7 separate regions of the Mus musculus genome follow, and regions 2, 3, 4, 5, 6 and 7 are each linked to region 1. Evidence: chromatin loops called from intact Hi-C (ENCODE). Cell type or tissue: left cerebral cortex. All regions are shown on one strand.

Region 1 (4,000 bases):
GGGTGTAATTGCCGACTCTCGCGCCCCGACACGCGTGGGGACCAGGTCCCTCTTCTCCAGGCCTTGGCTGGTGTGGGAAAGGCTTGTGTTACTTTTCAATGAGCTTTCGGAGAAGTTGCTCCGAGTGTTTTCTTCTTAGTAGAAAGGAAAGTTCTCGATGGTGAAAAGGGGAGCCGAGCAGCGGAGCGCAGCCGGCGGAGACTGGCTTTCAAAGGCACCTCTCGAACCTGTTGGAGGCTTCCGGCAGTCATGCGGGAGCTCATGAGCATTGGTCCCTTGATTTCCAAGAACGTTCTTGGAGCTGGCCTTTTGTTTATGTGCCCGGCTTCTCCCGAGGGAAGAGCCGCGGGGACTGTGGTCAATAGTGCTCTGGAGCTGCTTATCCTAGGGCCTGGGAGGGCTGGGAGAGAGGTTACAGGGTTCGGTTCGGCCATTCCTCCGCTGTTCCAATTCTGGAGCTCCTTTGCCAACAATCGGGAAATGTTTCTTATAGAACCAAGTTGGAGAAAGAAAAGCTGCCCAACGCGCATACTGAACACAATGAATGAAATTACTTTATTGGAGTTGTTTTAACCCAGCAAGATACACATAACGCCAAAGACTGCCGGGGGTGGGGGTGGCACCACTCCCTCCCTCCACAGGCACCCCCCACCCACCCCCAAATCCCGGACCCAGCACTCGCTCACAGAAATTCTCTCCCCCCCCCCGGGGTTTGCCTAAGCTCCCTCGGTCTTTCTGAGAATCTCTGTCTTTCCCTTTCTGCCGGTCTCTCCTCCACCTCTCTTGCCCCCGCCCAACCTCCGCCCCCGCTCCCCGATTGGAAACTCCGCGGAGGAGCCCAGGTCACAATGGTGTGTTTCACGGTTTCCTCCACACACTTCACCACGGGGAGAGGAACACGGGGGTGTTCCCTTCGTCTGCCCCGGAGAAAGAAAGGGGCTTTGACAGAGGTAGTTATTTCTTCCTAATTTACAACCCCGAGGCTCTGTGCTCCGGGCCCCAGCGGCCACGAGCCGGAGCGACAGAACGTGTTTCCAGGCGCAGAGGCTTTACCTAGGTAACCGGCCAATGGGGGTGGGGGGCGGCCGATGGGGTGCTGGGCTGGGCTGGACGATGGGCGGTGTGCCGGCCTCTGAGAGGAACCCCTTCCCTGGGGAGGCGCGACCCCCGCCCAACCGAGTTCAGAGGCTGCCCCTTAGAGAAAAACTACTCTTGAAAGGCTCCCAGAGAGAGTGGGCATAGGAAACCCAGTAGAATAGGGGGTGGGGTTGCTGGAGGAACCCCCCCCCCCTTTGAAGATGCGAGAGGAGGAGGATGAGAAGCACATGCTACAGCTGTGGAAAGATCCACTCGTGCCAACGCTTCAGCGAGCGCAAGGTTTCCGTCGGGGTACCTTGGTTGGGGATGGCAAGGGAATCCCCCATTTCCTGGCCATCGAGAATTTCCTAGACCTGGGAAACCCGGGTCTCTTTCTCTCTACAAGCAAACTCTGGGCGCCGGAGTGGCAGGAGATGAAACTTACCCCTTGGCTCCAGCGTTCACCAGAGATCTTTTGGTTAGTTTGGGGGTTGGGTTCCCCTCCAAGGGGGAGGGGGCAGGTTCCTAACCTTTGAGGTGTGCCCACCCCGAACAAAGGGGGGCGCTATAAGCCGAAGTTAGGGGCAGCTGGAGCTCTCCTCCCTGCCAGTCAAGCTGAGCTTCCAACCACAAAGTTTCACTAGGCTGTGCACCGGGACTTTCGCCTGGGAGCCGCTCTGAGCGCCCTCCGGAATGTACCCCCTCTGAGCCACCGGGTGGCCCTGAGCCTTGAAGCCGCCCACCCTCGGGGACACCGCCCGCTGAGTGCAGGGGACCTCCCTCGGTCCGTCGTAGCAGCAGCCAAAGCTGTCTGCGGAGCGCACGGCTCCCAGCACAGGCCTTTCCTCTGTGCCCTTTTGTTTGCTTGACCCCTGGCCCTCGAAACTCTCGACTAATAGAAGGGAAGATCCATTAGCATTTAGAATGAAAAGCGCAGACTTTCTTAATTCCTCCGGGCATTCATGCATTCGTTCCGGACCTTGTGCATTTCCTATGCGGCGTGTAAAATTTGTGTTTGAGGAGTGGAGGCCGTCGGAGTTGAAAAATGGCTATTTTCTTCAGTATACTCCCTGACGCCACCACCACCCCCTTATTCGGACTTCTATTCGTTCCTCAAGTGCCCCCCTTCGGTCTTCCTGACTTCGCAAGCTGGGAACCAACAGTGGGTGTAGAAAAGATCAATTTCTTGGCGACGACCATGGGGGGGATTTTAGCATCAGATCGTGTACCACAAAAGAAAGGGCTGTGAGCTTACTGGGTGCCAGCAACCTTCCCTTAGCTTCCTACGACGGTGTGATGCTTCTTGCCCAGTAGCTCCGTGAGCCCTAAGCACTTTCACTTAACCTTATGACAATTCTTTGTAATTATCTAGTGTTTCTACAGGTCCCCCACCCCCACCCCATTCACCCAGTCCTGGGAAAGAGGACCCAGCTTAATCTTACCGCAATCTCTGTTCCCTTTCTCGGTGCCTGCAGAGCCCACTGCGGGAGAGCGCAGCCCGACAAGCCCGGGCGCTGAGCCTGGACCCTCAGCAGAGCGGGCCAGCACAGCGGCTGCTGCTTCGCCTATCCCGACGTCCCCGCCTCCTACACTCTCAGCCTCCGCTGGAGAGACCCCCAGCCCCACCATTCAGCGCGCAAGATACCCTCCAGGTAGGTCTGAAACCCTTTATCCTCCCGAGCAAGGGAAATGGGTGGAGAAACCAACAACCAGCGGGCAGTCTGGTCAACCTGCCCAGTACCAGCATGTAGGGCTCCTGGCCCTACATTTCACAGCACAGGTGGCTTCTTGGCACGAAGCTCCGCTGTATACCACACCCTATGCTACTACCAAGCAGAGCAGAGAAATTATACGAAGCATTTCTCAAAAGTATGTTTCCTAAGAAGAAAAGCATATATTCCAAGAGATCAGGATATGCTGTTTTTAATGGCTTTGTTTTTGTCCTTTTATACTCAATATATTCATTTAAGGGATCACTTGGGGAGATAGGGAACATTTTTATTGATCTAAAACCCAAACGATTTGTGAGGCAGGAGTTTGGATGATTGAGGCTCAGAGGCAAGGGAAACCCATGTGAGCTACAAACAGAAGTAAGTATAAAGGCCTCAGATTTAGTTTACACAACCTCTTTACAAATTTGGTAAAGGTAGAAGAGGTGGGCCTGGGTAGGCACCAAAGATACACAGATAGAGTCACTCTCCTGCTGGAGACTTCAGAAAGACAAAGAGCAATAGGGAGAGGACAGAATGGCAGGTGATTCCGAGGGATTCTTAGAGATGCAAGGGAGGGAAATGAAAAGGCCAGGCTGTGTGTCCCTTCTTTTAAACAGCTTCCATTTCATCCTAAGAACTAGACACCAAGCTCCTTTTAATCCTTTAACTCCAAGCTAGCTCAGGAGGCCTCACTGGAGAAGGCAGGCATGAACTGGCCACTCCTCAATGCTGCTTCTTCCAACAGGCCCTCAGCACCTTTTTTCACGTCAAGATCTCATCCCATACACGCATGACTCAATCAGCTTTGGAAATGTGGGTAAGAGAAAGATGTCAAGGGAAATGTGAAGCAGCCACTTTTCTGCTAGTCACACCTTCACACCCCACCCTCCAAGAAGAAGTGAAGCACCTGGGTTTGACTCGGAAAAACCAACCACCAGAAACTCCCCATGTTACCACTTTGACTTAGCCATAAAAAAGGAAAATTATTAGAAAAGTCATCCACAAGAGACAGTGACTCTCAGGGCCTTCTCACCTACTTCAACCTCTGTGGTTATGGCAAGCACCCCTAAACCAGTTGCTTTGGGGTCCAGCCTAGGCAAACTGGCAGAGAGACTTCATCTGTTTTGAAATTTCTCTCTTCTCTTCTCCCCACCCCCTTCACGAGAAAATACTTAGATTAATGTGCCTGTTAGACAAGCGGTTAGCTGTTG
Region 2 (4,000 bases), 470 kb before region 1:
ACATCGACAACAAGTCAAAGCAAACAAACGAACGAACAAACAAGAAACTAAACGCCACACAGCCTATGCTTTTGAAATGCTTCACTGAATGGCATGGACCAAAAGCCACAGGGAAATGAATAGCAAGAGCAAGGATCGATTTGGTGAAAGTGGCTTTGAGACAAGAAGCCTGAGCCCCAACTTCCAGCCTCTCCTGTTTGTCCTCAACGGATCTCCAACAAGCAGCTAATTTCTTGAAAAGTGAGGAAGGAAGAAAAAAGAGCCCACACAAGACTTAGGGATATTCTTGCAAAGGAAGGAGGCATATGACTTATAAGGGGCACATGTATGAGACATCTTGATTATGTTTGCAGCATCCAGGATACTTCCCACGGGTGCGTCTGGTGGTGCCAAACGAGAGCATTATTTCTGCTGTGAAAAAAATAGACTTGGTCATGGACTTGAGTTAGCCAAGTAAATATTTTCTTGGCAGTGTACAACATCAGTGCAAAATGCCTATTATGCATAGTCTATAATTATAGCATTCAATTAACATTCTCAAGGGATTATCATTTTGGGCATGGTGGCTGGGACTTGGGAGTTTTGAGTTCTGCCTGAGATTTTTTTGCCTAAAAAAACTACAAGCTGATGTTTGAGTTAAGAGGTTCAGTACAGACACTCTAGGGGAAAGGATACCAGAAAAGTGGAGATTGTATCAGGTTTGCATCACAACCTGTTACAATGTGTCCCCAAATAACTCAGTGAGGCTGAGCTCTATGCAATGCATAGTTTTCTGTCTAAAAAAGCCTTCTCAGTGTTAGTTTACTTGGTTCATTTCTGGGTCACATGGAGTTTTGACAGAGTTTATCTCCCCCAGATTTAGATGATATTATAGAAGGGGGAAAATACCAATATATGTAAAGAACACTTAAACCTAAACACAGGAAGACAGTGCGTAATTGAATACCTATGATGAGTACTTGGTAATTGTCAAGTTTACAACCCCCTGTGTAAATAGGGATACATCACTTTTGTGTCTTTGTGGCCTAATACCTGACATAAAAAGATGTATGGGCAGGAAAGATTTATATTGACTCCTGGTTTCATAGGTGAGGAGGCCATAGCAGAGCAAAGCATTTCCCGTCTTGGTGGCCAGGAAGCAGAGCAAGGAGACTATAGAAGTGGCCAAGACCTGTTTGTTGATCTTTTACTTCCAAGGAGGCCTGCCTCCCAAACCTAAGACCTTCCAGAACCTTCCCAAATAGTGCCACCAGCTGGGACCTAACAGGCTTTGGTGGAACATGTCATAATAGGCGGCACTATTCCCATTTTACAGATGAGATAACTGACTCAGAGACGTTATGTAATTGGTATGAGGTGGAGGAGTCAGGATTCAAATCCAGTAATTGAAGAGTGAGCCAGAATATCCAAAAGAAGTCAGAATATCCTTCAGTCAGAAATGCCTCTTAAAATAACCTATCTGCTTCAATACTTTGATGATGCCCAAGACAAAAATATGAATATATGCATTTTATTCCACTCCCATGCAAAAATCTCATTGAAATAGCCAGAGAGCTATAATAAGAGGGGCAAAAATAATGTGCTAGAAACGGGGCAGGGTGTGCTTCACTCACTATGCATGGTGGCGACTTTCTGGAAGTTGGAAAGGAGATGGCTGGACTGTAAGGGATGATGGGACTGACCAGGAACACTCGGCCACACAGTGCTAGCACCTGCTCACTTCTGCATGGTCTAGCAATGGGGAATGGGTGACCAAGATGACAGATGTGCATCACAGTGAGAAAGTTGTCATGAGTGCCTTTGTGTCAGGCCTTGGCATGGTCACTGGTGTTTAATGCAGCCTGGGACTGGCAACCAGTAGATGGCAGAGTCAGGCCTGGAATCTCTTTGCCTGGGAGGCTGGTTGACCCAACTGGTGTTCAGCACTCTAGGATGAATTGGCAAGCAACTTTGTGCTCTGGGAATCCAGTACTTTGTGGGATATAAGTTAACATCATTGGCAGATAGTAGGGAAGTCCCCGAGGGCATGGAAAAGACAGAAGAGAGAGGGACTGTGTGTGAGCGAGGAGTGGTCACCTCAGGAAAGGCTGGCCCTTAAGGCTGACATATAGCTATTCATTTTGGGTGTAGTGATCGAGGAGTGGTCACCTTAGGAAAGGCTGACCTTTAAGGCTGACAAATAGCTATTCATCTTGGGTGTAGGGACAGAAGCACAAGGGGAAGAAGGGAAGGCATGGGACAGTATGAATACTATCCCACGTGCAAAAAATGGACTGGACTGGCAAGACATGCCCACATCCCTGGAGATCACCCAAGAGGAAAGATATGTAGGTATCTGGGGTACCACAGAGGATGGGGAAGTGTCCCCCGCCCCTTGAGCTTTACAGAGTGTTCTGGGTGTTTGGCAAGAACCACCACAGAGGTAGTTATAGGAAGATGTTGGGACTGTTAAATATTATGGCAAAAGAAAACCCCCATCAAGAGATAGCATGGTGTGGATTTGAACTTGGATCTATGATGCTGGGTCCCGTGATTTCGCATCCCTGGGTCTCAACAAGTAGGATTGAAAATCTGAGAAGCAATGGTCCACATTAGTCCCAACTTGTCCTCCTGGGCACACTTCCTCAGCAGCACTCTCTGGCGATGACACGGTCTAGTCATGGTGTGGTAGCTGGGTGTCTCAGAAGCCTGGCACAGGAAACCCATATCAACAACCATAAATGGTAACACTGGGCTTTTATTACTTTAATTCTGCTCCAGACAGATTCTTCTTCCACTCTCCAGTGATAGCCTCTTCTTGAAAAAGAAAACAACCAATCTACATTTTATTTTATGTACCTATACTATTGCCCCTGGCCACGATTTCTCGGACCATCTCATGTCACGATTTAGCGTCTCTTCTGTCTGAACTCGGTCTCCTTGCCATGTTCCCAATTGACTTATCCTTCAACACTTAGCTCAGCTGTCATCCCCACCCTGCATACATCTGTCATGTAGCACCGTCCTCTCAGGTTGCAACCCGTGGGACATCTGCGTCTCTTCCTAGTCAGGGAGCCTCCGGAGGCTGTGTCTTATTTCTCTTTCTTCACCACGGAAGGGATGACAAACCTGAGTGGATGTTTGCTGGAGATTGTGTTGATGCAGAACACATGAAATATTTGGAGGAAAATGAGTTTTTGCATTGCTGGCATTGAGCCACATGTCCATTCTTGGCACTGAGTCACTCACTCTGCACATAAAAGCAAAATGAAGGTCTTGAGATTAGATAAATTTTCATGATTTCCTCATTTTACCCTCCATGCCCACCCTGGACTCATCTACGCTGTCTTTGTCTTGGCCTGTGGTACATGAGCAAGAGTCAGTTTCTGGGCCCAGTATGCATGTGACATACTTCTATGACAATTATTAAGAAAGAGAAGCCATCCAGGCTTTATCTATGCAAAATGTGTGTGTGTGTTTCCTTGATTGTTCCCCAACTTTTATGTTTTAAAGCAGTCTCTCAATGAACCTGAAACTCATTGATTTGCCTAGATTGCTGGCAAATGAGCTTCAGAAATCTGTCTGTTCCCCCACCCCCATCCCTGCCACTGCTGGGGTAACATATATGTGCATGTAACCCCATCTAGCTTTTTATATAGGCCATGGGCATCCAAACTTAGGTTCTCATGCCTTTATGGCAAACCCTCTATGATGAGCCATATCTCCAGCCAAGTGGTATGGGTTTCATTATCACAATTTGCATGTTTTTGGGCAACATGCTCCCTCTCCTTTGGACTCAACTTCTGGCTACACAGAAAGCAAAGGTGGGCAAACAATCTAAGTTTCCTTCTGGGAAGCTTGAGTCTTCTCATGCAGTTTGAAGCAGGCCCTGAAATCCATCAGCAGGAGGACTTTGATTGGGAAGATACCCCACGGCCCACAAATTGGACCTTCTCTTTCCCCAGCTGTGTGATTGGCACCTCATCAATAAGGTCCTAACATCTGGCTCAGAGAATCAGAA
Region 3 (4,000 bases), 550 kb before region 1:
TGAAACGGACAACCTTGTGCAGTCCTTCTCTGCTCCTTTCTGTGTGCTGTGTGGACAGACTCAGGTCAGCAGTCTTGTGCTGGGTGTCTTCATTGGCTGAATCATCTCCCTGGCCCTAGTGATCCTTTGATGTGCTTTGTTAGGGACTGGTGTGCCCTGTAGTTCTGGGAGGTCTGTGGTAGCACTTTGGATCTTCTAGGAATGAAAACGAAGCCGGCATAGCACTGCCTTTGGTTCCTCTGGCCCCATCCCCTGCGTTCAGGCTGGTGCGAGCATCCCAGCTGCTCTCTCAAGTTTCCAGGTAAAATCTAATGAATTACGCTGAAAAACAAGGCTGTGTGATTTGGATCCTGACTTCTTTGAGTGCTGATCATGACCTTGGGATTTATAAACACAGACAGCTGTCGTCCCAGATGACCTAGCAAATTGTGTTTCCCTCAAAAGCAGAGCCCAATTAGAAGCCTAAAGCACAGGGCGGTGCAGAGGACTAGATGACTTCCTGCCCAATGCAAGGTAGGAGGAGGCGGCTCACCAGGAAGCCTTTCACAGTAGCATACACAGTATGGGCGCCCAGCACACAGCAACCATCCCCACCTCCAATGGGACAAGTGCACTGGCATGAGATTTCATTCTCCTCCTCAGAAAGCCACACAACTGAAAGTGTATGAGTCATTTCTTGAATTTTCCATGTGACCTCTGTACAGGTAACTGAGAAAGAAAAACAACAACAACAACAAAAAAAAAACCAAAATTCTTCAGACAATGGGGCTACTGTAACGGTAGTTTGAGACACATGCCAATAATATTATAATATTAAAATGTCAATATTTAAAAAGTATCATCTTTAAAATCTGATTATTGGGTATTAAGTATCGACTCGGCGTTGGGCTGAGCATTTATCATTATTATTACTCCTGTTTATAGATAGATAATCTGACATGCAGAAAGGTCAGGTGCTTCGCAAGGGTCTTCTAGAAACGTGTGGAGATGGTCTGGACTGACATTAGGTCTTCTGAGGGCACAGCCTCGGGAGTGGGCTGGCCTTGCGCTTCCCTGGTTCACTGAGAATCGGGAGACATGGACTCTAGTGTGGACACTCCCAATTTGGGATTTGAATCTTCACAAGTCCCCTCCTTAAACACAAAGCTAAGCAAGACTCAGAGTCCAGCATTCCACCCCCTTAATGTACTAGAATTTTCCCTACCTCCCGATCTCTGAGACATATATTCATCCTCTGCCACTGTCAGCCAGTCTGGCCTAGGATCTTTACCCATCTTTAAGAGATGGGTGGAGTAGCTCCCCCTGTGGAACCCTCTGGGAAGGGCAACTTCAACTCCCTCCCTCCCCCCCCCCCCCCTTTCACAGATCTCTGTTGTACAGCCTTCCACAGTCTTCTGATGGACTGTGAACTTCCCAAGGGCAGACACTGGTTTCTTTACCACAGCGATGTCAGCATTTGGTAGGTGTGGGCCTGGTGTGGTCTTCTGTCCAGAAGGACTCCAGAACTGCCCTGGTGGTTATGATGCAATTTCACACTACTTCTGATAGGTGGCGCTGTGGCACATAGCAAAAAAGCCAACCTGTCTTCTACAAAATCCAGGTCCTGTGGTCTGTGGGCAGACCGCACCCATTTCATGGCGTTGGAAGATCCTTAGCCAGAAACCCTGGAGAAGTGTTTCCCTGTTCTACCCACCTTATGTGTTTTGAACAGTAGCTTCAGGCTTTTTCTTCTCATTTCTTCAGATTTAGGAAGCTGGGGCTCCTGCTTTCTTCCCTCTGTGGCAGACCATTCTCGTGTCCATAGCTGGGTTGTTGTAGGCTTAACTGTAAAACATGTGATCTGCTGGCTTTTGTCAAATGTCATTCTCACTCATGGAGAAAAGAAAAAGTACAGTTTAGGATCTCATGGCTACCTTTCCGACTCACAGGGTTCCTAGCATTTCTAATCCGCTTTGTGTCTGTTCTCATCGGCCGTGCGTTTGCTCTCTCATGGTTTCTTTCTGCTTTTCTGTAAGCACAATAGCTGGTGTTCTTGTCCTTCTGCAAAGGGGGTGGGGTGTGGCATTGGACTGCACAGTTTTGAAACTTGCTTTAGTCATTTACTGTTTGTGTGTCCTTGCACAAGGTTTTAACCTATTGGAGACTCCATCTTCATCTATAAAGTGGGGACTTGGATAGTAGCTATCTAAAGGCAAGGGTGTATCAAATAAGTCCTCAATAATGCATTTTAGAGAGGACTGAGGCTTAAGTACTGCAAAGAGTGTACAGTAGAATTTACAATTAGAGTCAACCAATTCTTTCTTTCTATCTTTCTATCTATCTTTCTATCTATCTTTCTATCTATCTATCTATCTATCTATCTATCTATCTATCTATCTATCCTACCTGAGACAGGGTCTCATTATGTAGCCATAGCTGGTCTTGAACTCACAATCATTTTGCTTTGTCCTCTTGAGTGCAGCATTACAGATGTGCACAACCACGCCTGGCTTGTGCACATTGAACCGTAACGAACTTCTTATCTTAGGTTGTGAATGTAAAAGATCAGAAGCATTGTGGAAGGGAATTTGATAGTGGGAAAGAAAGAGCCAGGACAAAGCCGATTGCTAATTTCTTGTTTATTTGGAGTGCCAAGCTGGACACAAGACTGAAGAGATTCCTGATAGCAGTGTCCATTCTATAAAAAATCGTTAACGAGGCCAGAGACGGCTCAGTCAGTAACGTGCTTGTTGTGTAAGTATGAGAATCTGAATTCAATTTCCCAGAATCCATGTAAAAAAGCTGGGTGGGCGCGGCAGCGTATGCTTGTGATCCCAGTGCTGGTAAGGCAGAGGCAGGAAGAGCCAGTTAGCCAGGGGAGCCAAATCAGCGAGCTGCAGAGACTGTCACAAAAACCAAAATGGAGCGTGATTAAGGAAGACCTTCAGTATTGAATTCTTGTATACACACAGACACAGACACAGACACACATGTACACAGTCTATGGAAATACTAAAATGGTTGAACGATGACCTGACCACATGATAGAATTTAGCTATTAAATGGATTTCTATGAATTATTAATAATGTGGGAAAGCATTATTTAAAAAAAAACATTTATTTTTGTGTTGTGGTGTGTGTGTGTGTGTGTGTGTGTGTGTGTGTGTACAGGCCAGAGGTCAATCTCAAGTGTCATTCCTCAAAAGTGTCTACCTTTATTTTTTTTGAGACAGTGCCTGCCATGGGACCTGTGGCTACCTATTCAGTTAGACTTAGTGGCCAGCAAGCCCTGGGGTGGCAGTGGTGGCAGTGGCAGTGACAGCGGTGGTGGTGTGGGATTGGGGTTCCTCCTGTTTCTGCCTCCCCACACTGATATTACAGGTGCTTGCCACCACACACATCTATTTTCAAGGCTTCTGGGGACAAAGGCAGGTTCTTATTATTGTGGGGCAAGCATTTTTATCCACGGAGCCATTGCCCCACCTCTAAGGGAATTTATTATAGCAACAATTATGGCCTTTTCTATTTTCTAATTGCCTAACCGATCCTGACATGAACTCTGTGAGGCTCTGTGACAGCCAGAAGGCAAGCTGGGGGTGGATGCCTGTGGGCTTTTTCCTTTCAGCGAGGAGTCTGATTCTGTTCTATCATCGGCTATTTTAAGGCTTTCCCATGATTCCTGCCTCGAGGCCATTCTGAAACTGTTTTGTTGATAACACCTTCCTTCTATGACTCAGTAGGTTTTTCTCTTGCCTTCCTCAAACTTTCCTTTTTCACAACAAATTCCATGACCACATCACTGCCTCCCCCATGTTACCCTGCGCCACACTCCCTTCCCATCCAAAGCAAACAGTACTCTATCCCCTCTGAAGACTGAGTCAAGATGGCTGATCTCAATCTTTTCTACATCTTTTAAGTCCAAATAAAAACTAACTGTCTGGGCAGGTTGGGGTTACACTCTCCAGAGGAAAGGATGACTAATTTGATGTAAGAGATTGGGAAATTTGACCAACTATTTTGG
Region 4 (4,000 bases), 160 kb after region 1:
GCATTTAGGTACCAGGAAATATTACAGTTCGCCCAGAAGCCCGCTCTTCATGCAGTTTGTCTTTCCCTCGAAAATCCAGAGCGAGCACACAGAAAGCCTGCCTCACCCCACACGCACTGCTTCCTCCCTAATGCACGCTAAGTACCCGGGGAGCTCCTATCCTGCCTGTGTTAAAGGCAAACACGGACCAGGAAGGGAGGAGAAAGAAAGGCAAAGTCAGACACCTTCAACAGTCTACCTTTTTCACTTATCAACTGCCGGGCTACTTCATTCTGGAATATTTCTAAACTTTCTGTATCATCCTTCATGTGGAAGAGTATGAGAAAAGGCAGTCCTTCTTCTGTCAATTCCTGTGGAAACAAGTTTTCAATGAAAATCAGTGCTGTTTTCCAAGTGGAACAAGTGTGGACTCAATTCATACAACTGACAGTTACAAGCAGTCAGAAAAAAAGGATCTAGTGGGAAAAATACTGAGATACAACAAAAAATGAGTTCAACCCTTTGCATGTTAGGTGCAGTTACTAAGGAAGCACACATGTACTGCTCTGTTACATGCATGGATTCACCTGGAAGGTCCTTGCTCAATCTGTTAGCCCAGTGTTCTCAACCTGTCGGGTCACAGGGTCATATATCAGATACCCTGCATATCAGTATTTACAATATGATTCATAACAGCAGCAAAATTACAGTTATGAAGTAGCAACAAAATAATTTTATGCCTGGGGGTCCCCACAACGTGAGGAACTGTATTAGGGTCACAGGCTTTAGGAAGGCTGAGAAGTGCTGTATTAGCCAGTACTGCATCTGTGAGTACAAGGGCAGTCTCTTGAAGAGCATTGAGAGAAGAAAGAACTAGGCAGTTCTCAATCCAGGAGTGAGACAAACACTGAGGAGTATTGCCAGTCCTCACAAGGAAGACTGCAAGCACTAATGTGTGAGCACTGAGTCAATTTCATTCACAAATTCATGCTTATTCTAAGGTGTGTATTAAAACCATTCCACTATGTGAGACCTACCCAAAGCTGAAAAGTGTTTTAAGGATAAAGACAAAACTCCACAATTAACTGCCCTGTCTTTCAACATGCACACATACAAAGCATCTTGAAAACAACAAAGTGCCATTAAAATCTGTTTTACTGTAATTGAGAGTAAAGGAAACAAGAGAAACAGTAGATTTGAATAATCTAAACAAATGCCATGTTCTTATTTGTATGAGGAAGTCCAGAAAAGCTCCACACATAGTCATTTCCACAAGCAATCCCTCCGAGAGTCCAGTCTAGGAACTGCCTGAGCAAGAAGCATAGATACTGTTTATCTCTAATAATGATTTTTAAATCACTGAGACCTATCACATGAGACTATTTTTCGTTCCCACCTCATATTTAAATTTGTTTCACTTGTATATATAGATAAGTAAGTAAGTTTATCATATTATCTCTTCTTTTAACTGAGAGGTAACTTTCAGCCACAAAAGTCCACCATTTTAAGTGTACAATTTGCTGTTAAATTCACAAGATTGTGTGAAAATCATCACTCATCCCACAACACACCCATTACTCCAAAAATAAACCATATACCTATTAGCTGCCACTCTCCTTCCACGGCCCCCACTGCTACCATTTCCTGGCATTACATTTATGTTTTAGTAATTCAATATAGATTTTCTTCTTCCTCGCCCTTTATCTCTTGGGATTACATTTTTATTTTTCTTTTTAAAATATTATTTATTTAATGTATATGAGTACACTGCAGCTGTGTTCAGACACACCAGAAGAGGGCATCAGATCCTATTACAGATGGTTGTGAGCCACCATATGGTTGTTGGGAATTGAACTCAGGACCCTCTGGAAGAGCAGTCAGTGCTGTTAACTGCTGAGCCATCTCTCCAGCCCAGGATTACATTTTTTCTTAATCTTCATTTACGGATCACACTCCTCATACTTTTGTCTCTGGACTTTTCTGTTCTGGCTTGGTAATTTCCCCTAGTGCAACAGTTTCTATTATCAGCTCATAGGGACGGATCCCTTAGCTCTGTGTACAAACCCAGCTCAGTCTAGAATTAACAGGTGGGTTTCCAATGGCATTGTAAACACCCAGGATGAGTGACAATGCTCTCTTACGTCCTCACCTCCTTAGCACATCCTTTCCTTTCAGCCCTTGCTTCAGGATTGCAATGTCTCGTCTTGAAAGCAATGGCCCCAGCCCACCCAGTTTCTAGAGAAATAAAATTAGTTTTCTCCTTTGAATTCTTAGGCTTTTCCTTAGTGCCCGTCAGGCTGCACTGGACACATGTTCCTTTCTCTGGACATGTCAAAAACTGACCACCAAGCCCTGAGGGCAGATAATCTCTCTTCATGCCTGGTTCTGCTCCCCAATTTCCCATACAGAAAGATCGGGCAAACACATGACAAAATACAAGGAGAAGAGTGCTACTTTATAAATACTACTGTGAAAGAAGACTGGTCACTTCCCACGGAGGGAACACAAGAGCTAGGAAACTAAAATAAAAGCATATGTCACTTTACTTCATTACACTCAGCACAAATATGCATGAACATACAGATATTAAGAAAGATACAACAGACAAATTTGGAAACATATATCACCTGAAATACACAGCAATGAATTTTCCAAAATCAAGCATGTGGAAACTGGTAATTAACGTGACTCCTAGGCTTCCATGTCTATGTCTACACCAACAAATGCCTTACCGAGTACATATAAAGTATTAGGAAAATTCTAAGACAATCGGACTCAAGAGAAACAAATTCTTTCCTATGGTTTAAATAATTCATGGTGGTTAATTCCAACATATACTACATCTTAAGACTTATTACATGTGGAGCTATGGAGACGGCTCAGTGGGTAAAAGTGCTTGCTGTGTGACCCTGATGATGCAGGTTGGATCACTAGCATTCTCATAAAGTCAGATGTAGTGGCACACATCTATAATCCCTATACTCTCCTGGGGACATGACGTGTAGGCAGGAGAATCTGCAGGAGCTTATAGGCTAACAGTGTGGAATACATAGTATAAACAAAAACAAGAGACCCCCACCTCCAAGCACAGGAGAAGAGAAGCAACCTGCAAGCCCTTTTCCCACCACAAACAGAAAATCAATAAAAGAAATAATAATTTAAAAATACAGAATTATTAAATGTGGCAACTTCCATGGGTGGGGGGAGTTGAATTAAGATTTTCCAGGTCTGAAATTTTAAATTCTGTTTTTGAAACTATTCTGACAAGAACTGAGAAAGCACATGTATTATGCATCATCTTTCAAATCTTGAGCCTTTGAGCTAAACAGACACAAGGCCTGGAGAAACACAAAAACAACCCAACACCATTCATCTAACTAGCAGAGAGTCTATCTGCCCCTTTTCTTAAAGTTAGGAATAGGAACAAACTAAAAAGACTTCAGAATAACTATCCAACTGTTTCTTTGTATTTCTTTCTAATACCAGACAAACCTTTAACGGCAAAGGATTGCCCACTGCAACTAAGATCTGTCCTTCTAAAGGACATCCACTTAGACAGGATCCTTACCCAAGGGTGGGTACTAGAAGCATTGAGCATAAATTACTCTCAAGTCCTTTGTCAAGAGTATTACCAACTATTGCCATTACCGGAAACATAAGAAGGCTTCTGGAACAGTAAGTGGGAAGCCAGTTAGGATGCTCTATGAAACCAGCTGGGACACAACTGTGCCAAGTGATGGCTCTCACAACTGGTACCTGATGAACAGCATGAGGGGGGAACAGAGCGATGCGTTCTTTTATATAACCGAATTAAGATTACCCGTGGGGAAGCCCATACCTCTCCATTTTCAAATGTTATTTCTCGGACAAGAGGGACACATTTATCTTGAATCCAGTTGTAAGTTACATCAAAATTTGTCATAGATCCCAAGTACACCATGTCTGGCGCAGAACGCTGTTATAAAAACAGAAATAAAAATTAGATTACTGAAATCTTTGCTGGTAAATACATTAGAAAAAG
Region 5 (4,000 bases), 570 kb before region 1:
TCTGTGAGACAGGGTCTTGAAGGTTTCTTTAAAGACGGAAGCAGTGTACTGGCTGTTGACCAAGATGCGGTCTGCCATGCCTGTGGTGTATTCCTCGATCCAGTCGATGGGGGCCCTGTAGAACTTCTTCAGAGCTGAATTTCTCTGAGTAAGCAGCAGATCTGGGAAGTGACAGTAAAATAGGACCCTCTTACGCCGTCTGGCCAGTTTGAACACCGGGATACAGGCAGACACCTAACCAAGGTAAAACAGTAGATAAGTGACTGGTCGCCTTAACCTCCTTGGCCATAAGCCTTTTCCTGGTTGACTAGCTGCCTGGTATTACTGAATCCATAGGACCTGGGTAAATGTCTGCATTAACCATGAACATACGGCTTCCTCAGGGTGGTTCAGTGCAACTCAGGATCATAATTAAAGATTCCCTGGAGCAACTGTGGCTATTTCCACATGTCAGCTTAGATAAGAGCACTGGGTAGCCAAGTATAGACCTTGGAAGAATAAGGTGACATCATTGTAAGTAAAGGCTGGAAACTGTTACTGACATTTACAATGACCATGACTATCAGGAGATTCCTCAGAGGACTGTAAGAAGTGAAATAAATGCAGTATTAGGATGTCATATCTAGTGTCACACCTAGGATCACACACACACACACACACACACACACACACAGCAATGTTAGTGTCTTTTAGGGAAGACTGAAATATTTACAGGACAGGGGACTTTCCAGTCACTGAAGAGACTGATGTGGATCTTGAATATCAATAAGCAAGATGTTTCAAATTTTTGCAGAACAAAAGCAAAAAGTCCAACAGCAGGTAAACTGGATCCCAGCTGTGTACATATAAGATGTAGCAGGAAACAGACACATATACTACCAGGGCCACACATCACTTCTGGAAGGATGCAGAAGACACTGTTGACAATGGCTCGCCCTCTCAAGGATGGGGACAGGGAATTTTTACATTATACTTCCTATTTGAACTTTTACTCCTGAGTAAATGTTACTTCTTAATTAAAAAAAAAAAAACACTGAGGACTGAGGGTTGGCTCCAGGAATGTTGGGTATGGCAGTGCACACCTGTCCAAAAGTCTAGCTCAATCTTTCAGTTCCAGGTTCAGTGAGAGAGCCTGACTCCAATGTTCAGGTGAATATTAGCTGACCTCTGGTTTTGATATGCAAGCTCAGACACTTGTATAGACAAAATAACTGGATTTTTCTCCAAAGACCAATGGGGACCCTAATGGGGAAACGATATGTTTAGCTTGACTTTAATCCGTGGCACTGCTAAGTACTGGAATGGCAGTATTAGAAAGACTGGAAGGGTGGGATGGATGGGACCTGAAAGCAGAGACAAAGGAATAACGGAGAAGAAAGAAGAGTAAATTGAGTCACATACAAGGTGTGGCCGGAAGTCGTCTTTTAATGCCAGCAACCACCTGGATCCAATCATTTTAGTCCCAAGGCTAAACATTTAAAATGCAGACACATAAGCCCTACCTCAAGGATCTTCAACGAAAGGAAGGGGGCGGGGGAGAGATGTCCCTGAGATCTGCCATTTTAAAGGGTCTATCCATACTAAAATTGGTGGCCGTTCTCTCCCTGGGGACTCCTGCTGGACAGTTCCTAAAAACCTAGAACAGCGGTCCCTCCCCCCCTCTCGGCGCCGCCCCCCCCCCCCCCCCCCAGCCAAGAATTGGTGGCGGCCTCACCTGGTCGCACACCACCACGTCGAACTCCTCGCCGGAGAGAAACAGCACGTAGAGCGCCAGAAAGACCATGCGCACGTAGGAGCAGATGGCGGCGCCGCGGCCGCCCCAGCCCAGGCTGCGAGGCAGCCAGTCCCCTGCGCATTGCACCGAGAGCTCGCGGGTCTCGATGAAGCAGTGGTTCGGGTCGTAGTGCGCGGTCCATATCTTCACATCACAGCCGTACTCCTGCAGCGCCAGCGCCGCGTCCAGCACTAGGCGCTCGGCTCCGCCTATACCCATGTCTGGGTGCAGAAACAGCACAGATGGGCTGTAAACCCGGGAACGGGCTCGGTACAGGTTTTCGGCCATGGTAGATGAGCCGCGCTTGCGCTCTCCGCGCGAGCTTCTGCAAGCTCCTGCAAGCTCCGCCCCTGGCCCCCTCTGGCTACTGAAAGCCGAGCCAGCGCAACTACGCCTGCGTTAGTTTAGGCCACATCAGCGATAAGCTTGTGGGCGCTAAGAAAATGCCTGACTCAATTTCTCATGTGGACCTGTCCAAAGCTTGCAATTTGGTGATGTTTGACCATATTAAGCACGCTAAATAAATTACATAAAAGAAGCGAAAGGGCTGTACTTTCACACGGCCCAGTTGTTGTCGGCGTAATCTTTACAGGCATATCTCAGGACAGCCCAGTCATCCAAGAGTCTGCGAAGGCCCTGCCAGCCGGCCGGGGGGCGGTGCCAGAGCCTGTATCTACGAGAGTTCTGAGTGCTCGGCAACTTCACGACTTCCCTCTTCCTGCCTCCTGTGCCCACCGTTCTTAGGCATCAGCATGGTGCGCGGTCCCCGCTTCCATGGGGTGCACTAGCCCCTATCTTGGTCTTCCTTTCTGGGACCTCATTGCTCTTCCCAGCTTCTCGGGTGGGTGTGGGGTCGGGGGTGTGAAGAGGATTTGACCCGCGATGTTCACTGTTTGTCTGCTTCCCTCTGCAGCCGGGTCCAACGCCCAGTGGCACCAACGTGGGCTCCTCTGGCCGCTCTCCCAGCAAAGCGGTGGCCGCACGGGCTGCGGGATCCACTGTTCGGCAGAGGTAAGTGGCTGGGGGCTTGCGGGGGACGCCCGGTTATGGCTGGAGGAGGCTAGGTACCCAGGGTTGCATTGCATTGCTGGAAGGAGGAGTTCCAGGATGGAAAGATTAATAGGGGCCGAGTGAGCCCGAGCTGACGTGGCCATCTAGTTAGTTAAAGGCCCTTTAGGAGGGAGGCATGGTTTTCCTCTCCTTGATCAGCTGCACGCACCACTTTAGTTAAAGGTAAATTAGACTAGGATCAGGAATAACTTTAGGAAAAGCGTTGGCATAAAGCTGGTGTGTCTGAGGCTTTACCTTTCAGTCTTCCATATGGAGGTCCCATACACACTCAGTTTAACAAAATGTGTCTTACACAGTCTGTCACCCTGGTTCCCCATCCCAGCTGTGTGTGTGTCTTTCTTTTTAAGTCTATTTTGTGTATGTGTGTGTATTGCACGCACCTGTGTGTGTGTGTGTGTGTGTGTATGTATGTGTGTGTGTGCGCGCGCGCATCTCTTTCTTGCCTGGTGTCCTTGGAGGTCACCTGAAACTGCAGTTATGAATGATTGTGAGCTACCATATGAGTACTGGGGACCGATTTGGGGTTCTCTGCAGGAGCAACAGGTATTCTTAACCTCTCAGCCACTTTTCCAGCTTCAGGGTCTCCTTATTTTTAAATGTCACTGCTTATTTATAGAAATCTAGAAACTCCAGTTATTTATCTTTTTTAATTTGGTGTGTCTTCTCTGTACAGTCATATGCCATATTTCATAGGAAGACCTCACTACTTTTTTTCCTCCATTTCTGTCCCCCCAGTTTAGCCCTCAACTTCTTCTGCTTTGAATTTACACCACTATTCACCCTCCAGTTGCTCTTCCACTTAGGTTCTCTGTAAGTTTCTGGTGGTGCCTGTTAAAAAAGGCTTTCAGAGGGATTCCACGCCTCTCCTTTCTCCCTCCTGTGAGCCAGCAATTCTGAGCTTACTACCATTTCTTTCCTTTTCTTTTCTTTTTTTTTTTTTTTTAGTTAGTTAGTTTCTTTTTAGACATTCCCACACAACCTAGGGTTGAACTCAGATCATCCTTCCTTCACCTCCTATGTGCTAGGATTGTAGTTGTAATAGGATACTACTATTTACATCTGCATGTTCATCTCCTCTGCTTTGACAGAACACCTGCCCAAGCCCTCTTCCTTAGCTCTTGCCTTAAATCATGCCACAAGAAAATGTTGACTGAA
Region 6 (4,000 bases), 76 kb after region 1:
GTTTCTGTCCATTTAAGTTGATCCTGGCTATGGGCTTGCTGTAAACTCCCTTCATTTTATTGAGGTATGTCTCTTGCATCCCCGATCTCTCCAGGACTTTTACCATGAAGGGGTGATGAATTTTGTCAATGGCCTTTTCTGCATCTAATGAGGTAATCCTGCGTTTTTTGTCTTTGAGATTGTTGATACTTGACACTCCTTTTAAGCCTCTCCTCCCCAAACCCAACCTTTCTGGGGCTACTCCACTCTTTTTATAGCTCCTCTACCTTCTCATAGATACAATCACACATTTTTCTCAGTGTTCACTTTCCTGCTACATTTCTAACCTTGTGATTATCATTTAGAAGAGCCATCTCTTTAACCACCTTGAAGTTGTTTGAATTCATATCTACAGGCTCTCCATGAAAGCAATCATGTTACCAGGTAATAATTTCTTTTTTGTTTTTGTTTTTTCCAAGATGTATTCTCCTTACTGTTTTGTTTTCTTTGGATCTACTGGGTTAAGTTAAGATATCAAGAAAACTTTGTCTCGTGGCAGCAGATCTTATTATCCTAATAACTTTATGGCTTAAGGCAAGAGCACAGAGAATGGTCACACCCCTTATGTCTAAATATTGAAAGATTCAATTAAGTATTGTAGATTGTAAGTGAGGCTAGCCAAACTGTTAGATTAAATATCATTATCTCTCTACATGACACACCTAAGTTACAGCAAACATCATACAACCACCTGGAAGGCCAAAGTCAATTCCAGAGTGCCACAGCTCCCTGTTGTACTTTTTCAAAACTTAACACTAGTTATCTTTACTTCAAAAGGTCTTGTTTAATGGATTCGGTGTGTGTGTGTGTGTGTGTGTGTGTGAGAGAGAGAGAGAGAGAGAGAGAGAGAGAGAGAGAACACACATCATCTCTCAGTGAGCCTGGAGGTTACCAATTCAACAAGACCAGCTGGGCAGCAAGCTCATGGATCCTTTTGTCTATTTAGATAGTATTAGGATCATAAACATATACCACAGAGCTTGGTTTTGTATGTGGGTGCTGGGTGTCCAAACTCAGGTCTTCATTGTGAAGCAGGCACTTTACCAATTAAATGATTCCCTATTGCTTGTTTAACTGACTTTGGCATTTTACCATCCATCCTATGGCATTACCTAATACCTTTATTTTTCTCCTTGGGATGAAAATTTGATAGATATGCCTCAATCTATGAACTAAGGGTACCATAAACACTAACATCCAGTATACCCCAAAGAAAATTCAAATAGCTTAATTAATAATGAGCTTTATTTTAAAAATTGCCTTTCAAGACTTTCTTAAGCCCCTAATCTGTGGGCTAAAATTCCCCCTCTACTTCCTTTCTACCTGCAGATCCTAAGAACTGAGTTTCCTTACAGCTAACAGGAAATGTTCTTAAGACTGTTGAAAACTTCATCATCAGAAGATCCATTTCAAGCAAAGACCTGAATAGTCATATATATATTTTAGTTGGCTAGGTCTTGAGGTCAGAACATTCAGAGAGGAGAATCAATGACCTGCACACACTTCAAAGCTTGTTCTAGCAGCAGCTGGTCCAACTGGAACTACTTGAGAAGAAATTAGGAAAACCAGCTGTGAGTACAGCGCTGTCACAAACGGGCTGAACTGGAGTGAGTCACTTCCTATCTGTGCTGAGCCTCAAAGTGACCAGGTATCATTTTAATAAGGACAGACGCCCAAAGCACTGCAGCAGGCTCTGGACAAAAAAGTTTATGCCTTCTTTCATTTGTGCCTGTGGCTATTCAGATACTCCTAGCCAGTCACTCAGGGGCTCTGGGAGGCGGGGCGGGGCGGGGCGGGGAAGGATGGCACTGGGTTCCGAGCTTCAGTTTTTACACACCTAAAGAGCTAGGGGCACAAGGCCGTCCTCGCCAACAAAATTCAAGGAACACAATGTGCAGGAAAACTGTAACATGTAGAAGGTTATCCAAGTGTAAATTGTCTTAGATACAGTACACAAGACGACCCATAAAACACTTGGAATTGTTCATCCAGTGGTTGGCACACTATATTACCTCCACGCCCACTGGCCGGGTAGGGGGCGGGGCCACATATCCCGCCCCTGGAGACGCCCCGCCCCTCTCGCGTCTGCGCAGTGTGTATCGACGGCCTCGAGCGCCTAGGCGGGAGGTAAGGGGCTGCCGGGCTGCCGCCACGGGGTCGCTGGGCTGCGATGTGTCACCGCGGGCCGGGCTGTGGACGCAAGGGAGAGGCGCCGGTCACCAAGCCCGGCCTCGGGTCAGTGTGAGCGCCGGGGCCGCGACCAGAAGTGGCCAAGCCTCTCTGTTTTCAGTTTTGGAGTAGCTGTCCCTGCGGGAGCGGGGAGGCCGAGGCCCCACTGCGCTATGCCCTCCCGGGTCGCTGTGAAGAGCTGCTTCGGGCCCTGGGTCGCCGGGCCAGCCGCGCCGCTGGGGTCGTTGGTGTGGCCTGGGTGCGTCCTGGTGACTCCGTGAGGGACGACGCGACACCGGTGCCCAAGCAGGACGCGGAGAGGCCGCAGCTGCGGGGACCGAGCCAGCACTTACTCTCCTTGTACCACCCACATGCCCAAGGGGACGCATTTCCTTGGGAGATAGTGTTATCAGCAGTTTGGGACCTTTTTCCTGGAAAGGGGCTCTTTCGCTTTTAAATAACTCTTGAGTAATTTACTTCACCTTTGGGTACTTTTTCTTCTTGTGGAACCCTAGTATCATGGTACCCATATCATCTTAGTTGCAAGTACCAAGAGATTAAGTTTATAAAAAGCACTTGACACCTCTCACTGCAAATGTGTGTGCTTGGAAAATGACTGCAGGCCTGTCTTCTACACGTTCTTTCATCCATGAAACAGCAATTATTATACATGCACAAACACCAGACAAAAAAATTTGGAGTCATTTGCAATTATTGAAAAGTTGCAGAAGTTGCTGGAGGCCTTGGTGGCCCATGCCTTTAATCCCAGCATTAGGAGGCAGAGGCAGGAGGATCTCTTGACTTCAAGGCTAGCTTAGTCTACAGACTGAATTCCAGGACAGCCCTACACAGAGAAACCCTGTCTTAGAAAAACAAAAAAGAGAGAAAGAAAACTCGTACACATAGTACAGAACACTACAGCGCCCTTGTGTTAGTATTTTACATACCATCCTTAATACAGTCACAGAGAGCAAGAGATTACTATCTGGTTAACTGGGTCTCTTGGGATTCCATTCTTTTTATTAGAGTCCCTTCTGTATTCTACAATGGTATCTAGTAAGCAGCCTTACTCTTGATGGGCCTGGCGACATTACCTTTTCCAATCTGTAGCAGTATCATGACTTTGTGTGCTTTGAAGAGTCAGGAATGTTGGTAATGCCTTTCAAGTAGGAGTTTGTCTATAGTTAGTTGGGACTAGATTGTGTTGCATTTCTGTTAAGAATACCACAAGGTATAAGTACCCTTTTCAGTTTATGCCTCCATGGACCTTCCAGATGGGACCTACTGCTTGTGTGTTGACACAATCAGATGACTTAGTTAAATTTGGTATCTGGGAGATTCTCTATAGCAATTAGTAGTCCAGTTATTCCCCAAGTACTATTTATTACTTTGATACTGTAACAGCCCTCAATTTCCCTCCTTTATTGACTTCTGCTCTAAGGAGGCACTTTCCATCTGGTTTCTTTATCTGTATTCACTATTTTGTGTCAACATAAACTCCTATGATTGCTGGGTACTGATGACCCACGCCTTTAATCCCAGCACTCAGAAGGCAGAGGCAGGTGGTTCTCTGAGTTCAAGGCCAGCCTGGTCTACAGAGTGAGTTCCAGGACAGCCAAGGCTACACAGAGAAAGCCTGTCTTGGAAAAATAAAAAAAAAAAACAAAATCTCATATGATTATTTTGCTGTTATTATGTACTTAATATATCAAATTGTTCTCACTTTGGCCATTAGAAGGTTTTGTGTTGTCCTTATTATTTTCTGTACCTCTGTGACTTCTGCACCAGTTCT
Region 7 (4,000 bases), 530 kb before region 1:
ACAAGGCTGTGACAAATCTCTGCCTGCCAGGGTCTTGCTTCACAACACAAGGCTGGAAGATTTGTCAGATGTCTTCTGAGCGTGGACTCACTGTGCTGTTTGGTCAGGGAAGCAATACATCCAAGTTCTGGCCTCCCTTTTCTTAAGTGGAGGCTATGATCCTATACATGAACCTTGGCTGAGCTTCAGAACAGTGAAGGGGGATACGAGCCCCTCCCCCCCCTCCCCCCGGCAACATGCAAAGAAAACCAGAAACCGCTGATAATTTGTGGGTTGGATTCAAGAGTTTCTGAGCACGACAGCGTCCTTGGTCATGAGGACAAGAACAGAAGCATGTCACATCTGGCTTGCAAACAATCTTTGAGGTCTGTTGAGACCAGGTACATTGCTTGAGGTCCTGTTTATGAGGTACAAGGATACTCTGAATGGAGTTACTGTATGTAGAGTCGGCTGGATTTCTGAGCATGGTGTGTGTGTGTGTGTGTGTGTGTGTGTGTGTGTGTGTGTGTGCCTGTGTCTGTCTGTCTGTGTTTGTAGTGTGTGTATGTATGTGTGCCTGTGTCTGTCTGTCTGTGTTTGTAGTGTCTGTCTGTCTGTCTGTGTTTGTAGTGTATGTGTGTCTGTCTGTCTGTCTGTGCTTGTAGTGTGTGTGTGTGTGTGTATGCACATGTGCATGGTCACATCTGTGTGTGCGCATGCCTGTGGAGGCCAGAGGACAGCGTCTGCCAAGCAGTTTAGCAGTTTAGTTTGCCCAGTGAGCTCCAGGGACCTGTCTTCACCTCTCAGCACTGGGATTACAAGCACATACGCTGTGCCTCTTCGTTTTTTAAATTTAAATGTTTACTTATAAAAACCGAGAGTTCTGAGGATCAAACTGATGTCCTTGTGTTTCTAGGTGAAGCGCTTTATCAACTTCTCAGGCCTCTTTCCCCCCAGGTTTTGAGTCAGTGGCCCAGGATGACCTAGAACTTGAGCCCCTCCAGTCTCAGTTTTCAGAGTGCTGGGATCACAGGGCTGTGCCACCACACCCAGCTCCCGCCCCTCATTTGCCCCTTCGATGTCTTCCCACTTTGCCTTCAGCTTCGTCTCATAGTCTTTCATTCCAGATGGAGGCTTGTGCTGTTCTTGGTGCCTAGGACACACATGGCTCTTTGACATCCATCAAACTTCTATCCGTACTTAAAAGTACGGCTAAGTTCACACCCTTTGTTTGGAAAGTTGTTCGAATTCCTCACAAAGAATTGATCACGTTCAGCTTTAGTTTCCAGGCCTTAGAATCCACATCAGACCCAGGAATCTATGCGGGGACAAGCTGGCACCCTTGTCCCTTCATGGTCAGCACTGAACCAGGTTCAGGCCAGGTTCCTTCAGTTGCCCTAACCCTGAGGTCCCGAACTGAACGGGATCATATATTATTTCTTTACTCTTTGATTGTGTCATTGCTCGCAGTAGACTGCATAAAGCTGAAGTGTAAGCACCATAGCTTTTAATGTCTGGTTGGTTACTTTATCATCCCTCCTGGTGAAGATATAGAGCAAAGGATGATTGTAATCCTAAATTCATAAACTGTAAAGTGCTGTGGAAATGTTGGTTTTGACTGTTACCAGGAGGTGGAGCCCCTTTCCCATTAAATCTCTTTCCTACAACTCTAGGTTTCTGGCAGCCATGAGCATGCTACAGCCAGCCTGGTAAATTATTGCTGTTGCCAGGACTTGAGTTCCCTAACTGTGTAGACTGGCCACAGAGACACAGGCCCATCTACCACCGCTGCTAACCACAGCTCCCAGGGGCCTTACTGTGGAACCACAGGTCCCAAGCAAAGCCCCTGTGGGTGACAAGATGGCTTCACAAAGTGGGGGACATTGCAGTACAACAGTGTAATTTCCATTCTGTATGATTTGATCTGTAAGATCTTTCTCTAATCAGGGACAAGGAGGAGAAGTTTCGGAAGCTTCTTATGCTGGGAACACACTGGTGCAGTGTGCACTCAGTGTGCTTAGACCTACTCAGTGACTGCTGACGTCCTTCCCATGAACGGCTCACTGAGACTGTCCTCTCCAGTTGTGACTCCTCTGGCCTTTTGCCAGTGCCAAGCTTTATCAGCTGATTCTCTAGTTGACTGCTCTCTCAGAGTGAACCTATCTTCCTTCCTCCTAAACCTGGCTCTCTCTTCTGGCTTCTCCTCGTCCCCCATTCTGGCATCGCTAGCCTTTGAGTGGCCACTCAAAGTTCTGTCTGGAGGAAAGTGCTTCCTCCGCCTGCTTCTCCCTCTGGGTTTTCCCTCCTGACACTTGCATTGTTGTTGCTAAAAAGCCCACAGGGTACCAAGCCATCTTGCAGGTTCTCTCTGTCAAAGCTACCTGCTTCCCTGTTTCCTGCTGGCCTTACCTGTCTGGGAGAACTGCAGAGCTTGTCTCTGCTTTTGGCTGTACTCCATATTTGTTTGGTCCCAAGCTTCTTTTGACTGTTGGCAACTGCTAGCCTTTTCTCAGAAGCTCTGTGAGTGCTTCTGGATGCTTTCTGATTTATTTTTGACAGGTGTCTGTGTATGTGGTGTGCAAGCCTGCACATTTGTATCTATGTAGATATCTATGTGTGTGATGGTTTGTACATAAGTTGTACATGTACTCAAACATAGAGGCCTGAGGCAGACCTTGGGACTCTTTCTTAAGGGCTCTTCCTCCTATTCATTGAGACAGAGTCTCTCAGTTGGTGCCAGGCCTCTCTGGTATGGCTAATCTACTAGCCAGCTTACTCTGGAGAGCCCCATCTTGACCTCCGAAGTGCTGGGATTACAAGGGGACTGCCATGCTCACTTGGCATTTCTGTGGGTGCTGGGAATATGAACTCAGGTCCTCATACCTGCATAGTGAATACTTTGGCCACCGAGATGACTGCTATTAGCCCTCTGGACACTTTCATGGTTAGAACTCTCATGTTGACCTCCGGGTGTCTTGATTCTGGTGTCAGGGCTTGCTCTCTGTCCTGGTGGACAAACAGATGAAGACTGTATTCATGACTCAGTGCAGAAAGTCAGAACCACTAAGCTACCAGTCATACTTCAAGAGTCCAACCCTTTTCTAAAAGGCCAGGATATACTAATCTAAGGTGCTTCTGAGAGCACGGCCCACTGCTCTCCATCTCCTACCTCATGCCTTGTAGAACAGGGCAGGCCTCTGGCTCTAAATACAGCTAGGAGCTGGAAATTGCTGAACCCAGAGAAACTTTGTCATAATTAACTACCCACTTGAAAGTACAAACTATGTAATTTGCCTTTAAGTGATCTTAAATTAATCCAAATAATGAAGTATGCTTAGAATACTCCAGTACAGGTACATCCAATTGAACACAATTAAAATTAAGATGGATTTATTAGTATTGTGACTATTATTGATTAAAATGGTAATGATAAATAAGGAGAGATGTTAAGTACAATAAGGAATTGGTAACATTTCTTCAAAGTAATCATTTTGCCGTGACTACCCAATTATTAGTACATTTAATGTGTTATTCAATGCAATTAATTATCCACTTTGCTTCTGGGAAGGCACTAGGAGAAGTCGCTTCTTCCTGGAGTGGTGACTGCTGCCTTGCTGAGGGACAGGGAGAAGGCAGTGTGTGGAGGAGCCTCTTCATTAAGACCGCACTCCTGGCTGTGGCTTGCTGAGGCTCAGACAGAAACTTCAGAAGCTATGGGGTAAAGTGGAACAAGTGGGTGCTAACTTTTACCCTCACAGGGAGTAGCTTTTTGCAACCACAGAAGCACCTATGAAGCAGACAGGCAGAAGGAATCGGGAAAGCAGCCTTGAGTTTTGACGGGGTCACCTGGATCCATGACCTAAGTTTAGTGGCCATATCTCCCTGTGGGTCATCTTTGTTGAGCAGGAACAGAACAGTATGTGTACAAGGCTCTTCGCAGGACTGAAAGTAGAGCTCGGCTGTCAGAGGAATGGATGATGCCCTGGGTTCTATCTACAGTTGACAATGGACAAACCCAGGC

Evidence for each region. A loop is a pair of places that touch in the nucleus more often than their neighbours do. Peaks named below come from ENCODE experiments on the same cell type or tissue, not always from the same donor. Only the 100,000 strongest peaks of a DNase experiment are listed, where the experiment ranks them.
Region 2: it touches region 1 in a loop (4-fold over the local background); 10 of 42 quality-filtered maps call a loop at or near these places.
Region 3: a loop joins it to region 1, with 2.8 times the contacts of the local background. A loop is called at or near these places in 5 of 42 quality-filtered maps.
Region 4: a loop joins it to region 1, with 2.5 times the contacts of the local background. A loop is called at or near these places in 6 of 42 quality-filtered maps.
Region 5: it touches region 1 in a loop (3-fold over the local background); 6 of 42 quality-filtered maps call a loop at or near these places.
Region 6: it touches region 1 in a loop (4-fold over the local background); 14 of 42 quality-filtered maps call a loop at or near these places.
Region 7: it touches region 1 in a loop (4-fold over the local background); 4 of 42 quality-filtered maps call a loop at or near these places.

What each region holds. Positions count from the first base shown.
Region 1 is chr4:48,046,400-48,050,399 of GRCm38, forward strand. Nr4a3 (nuclear receptor subfamily 4, group A, member 3) reads left to right here. Exons shown (of 8, transcript NM_015743.3): 2 at 2,553-2,729. Among named protein-coding and RNA genes, the nearest start is that of Nr4a3, 3.1 kb to the left of the region's middle. In left cerebral cortex, a CTCF peak has its summit at 1,651; DNase peaks (open chromatin) are centred at 229, 940, 1,677 and 2,084; H3K4me3 peaks cover 2,775 bases; H3K27ac peaks cover 2,401 bases.
Region 2 is chr4:47,575,826-47,579,825 of GRCm38, forward strand. No RefSeq gene overlaps it. Among named protein-coding and RNA genes, the nearest start is that of Gm32487, 25 kb to the right of the region's middle. In left cerebral cortex, a CTCF peak has its summit at 1,855 (motif pointing right); DNase peaks (open chromatin) are centred at 417 and 1,868.
Region 3 is chr4:47,501,312-47,505,311 of GRCm38, forward strand. No RefSeq gene overlaps it. Among named protein-coding and RNA genes, the nearest start is that of Gm42283, 8.5 kb to the left of the region's middle. In left cerebral cortex, a CTCF peak has its summit at 1,544; DNase peaks (open chromatin) are centred at 1,579 and 3,667; H3K4me3 peaks cover 399 bases; H3K27ac peaks cover 241 bases.
Region 4 is chr4:48,204,880-48,208,879 of GRCm38, forward strand. It overlaps Erp44 (endoplasmic reticulum protein 44), which reads right to left. Exons shown (of 12, transcript NM_029572.3): 8 at 3,818-3,934; 9 at 239-350. Among named protein-coding and RNA genes, the nearest start is that of Mir1958, 6.3 kb to the right of the region's middle. In left cerebral cortex, a CTCF peak has its summit at 1,764 (motif pointing right); no DNase peak of the experiment used is centred here.
Region 5 is chr4:47,472,225-47,476,224 of GRCm38, forward strand. Alg2 (asparagine-linked glycosylation 2 (alpha-1,3-mannosyltransferase)) reads right to left here and starts at 2,143. Exons shown (of 2, transcript NM_019998.3): 1 at 1,715-2,143; 2 at 1-234. The coding sequence starts at 2,062. Sec61b (Sec61 beta subunit) reads left to right here and starts at 2,437. Exons shown (of 4, transcript NM_024171.2): 1 at 2,437-2,529; 2 at 2,688-2,785. The coding sequence starts at 2,527. In left cerebral cortex, a CTCF peak has its summit at 1,607; DNase peaks (open chromatin) are centred at 2,157 and 2,376; H3K4me3 peaks cover 2,533 bases; H3K27ac peaks cover 1,293 bases.
Region 6 is chr4:48,122,793-48,126,792 of GRCm38, forward strand. It overlaps Stx17 (syntaxin 17), which reads left to right and starts at 2,127. Exons shown (of 8, transcript NM_026343.2): 1 at 2,127-2,166. In left cerebral cortex, no CTCF peak of the experiment used is centred here; DNase peaks (open chromatin) are centred at 2,099 and 2,523; H3K4me3 peaks cover 1,399 bases; H3K27ac peaks cover 648 bases.
Region 7 is chr4:47,520,387-47,524,386 of GRCm38, forward strand. No RefSeq gene overlaps it. Among named protein-coding and RNA genes, the nearest start is that of Gm42283, 28 kb to the left of the region's middle. In left cerebral cortex, a CTCF peak has its summit at 1,600 (motif pointing right); a DNase peak (open chromatin) is centred at 1,636.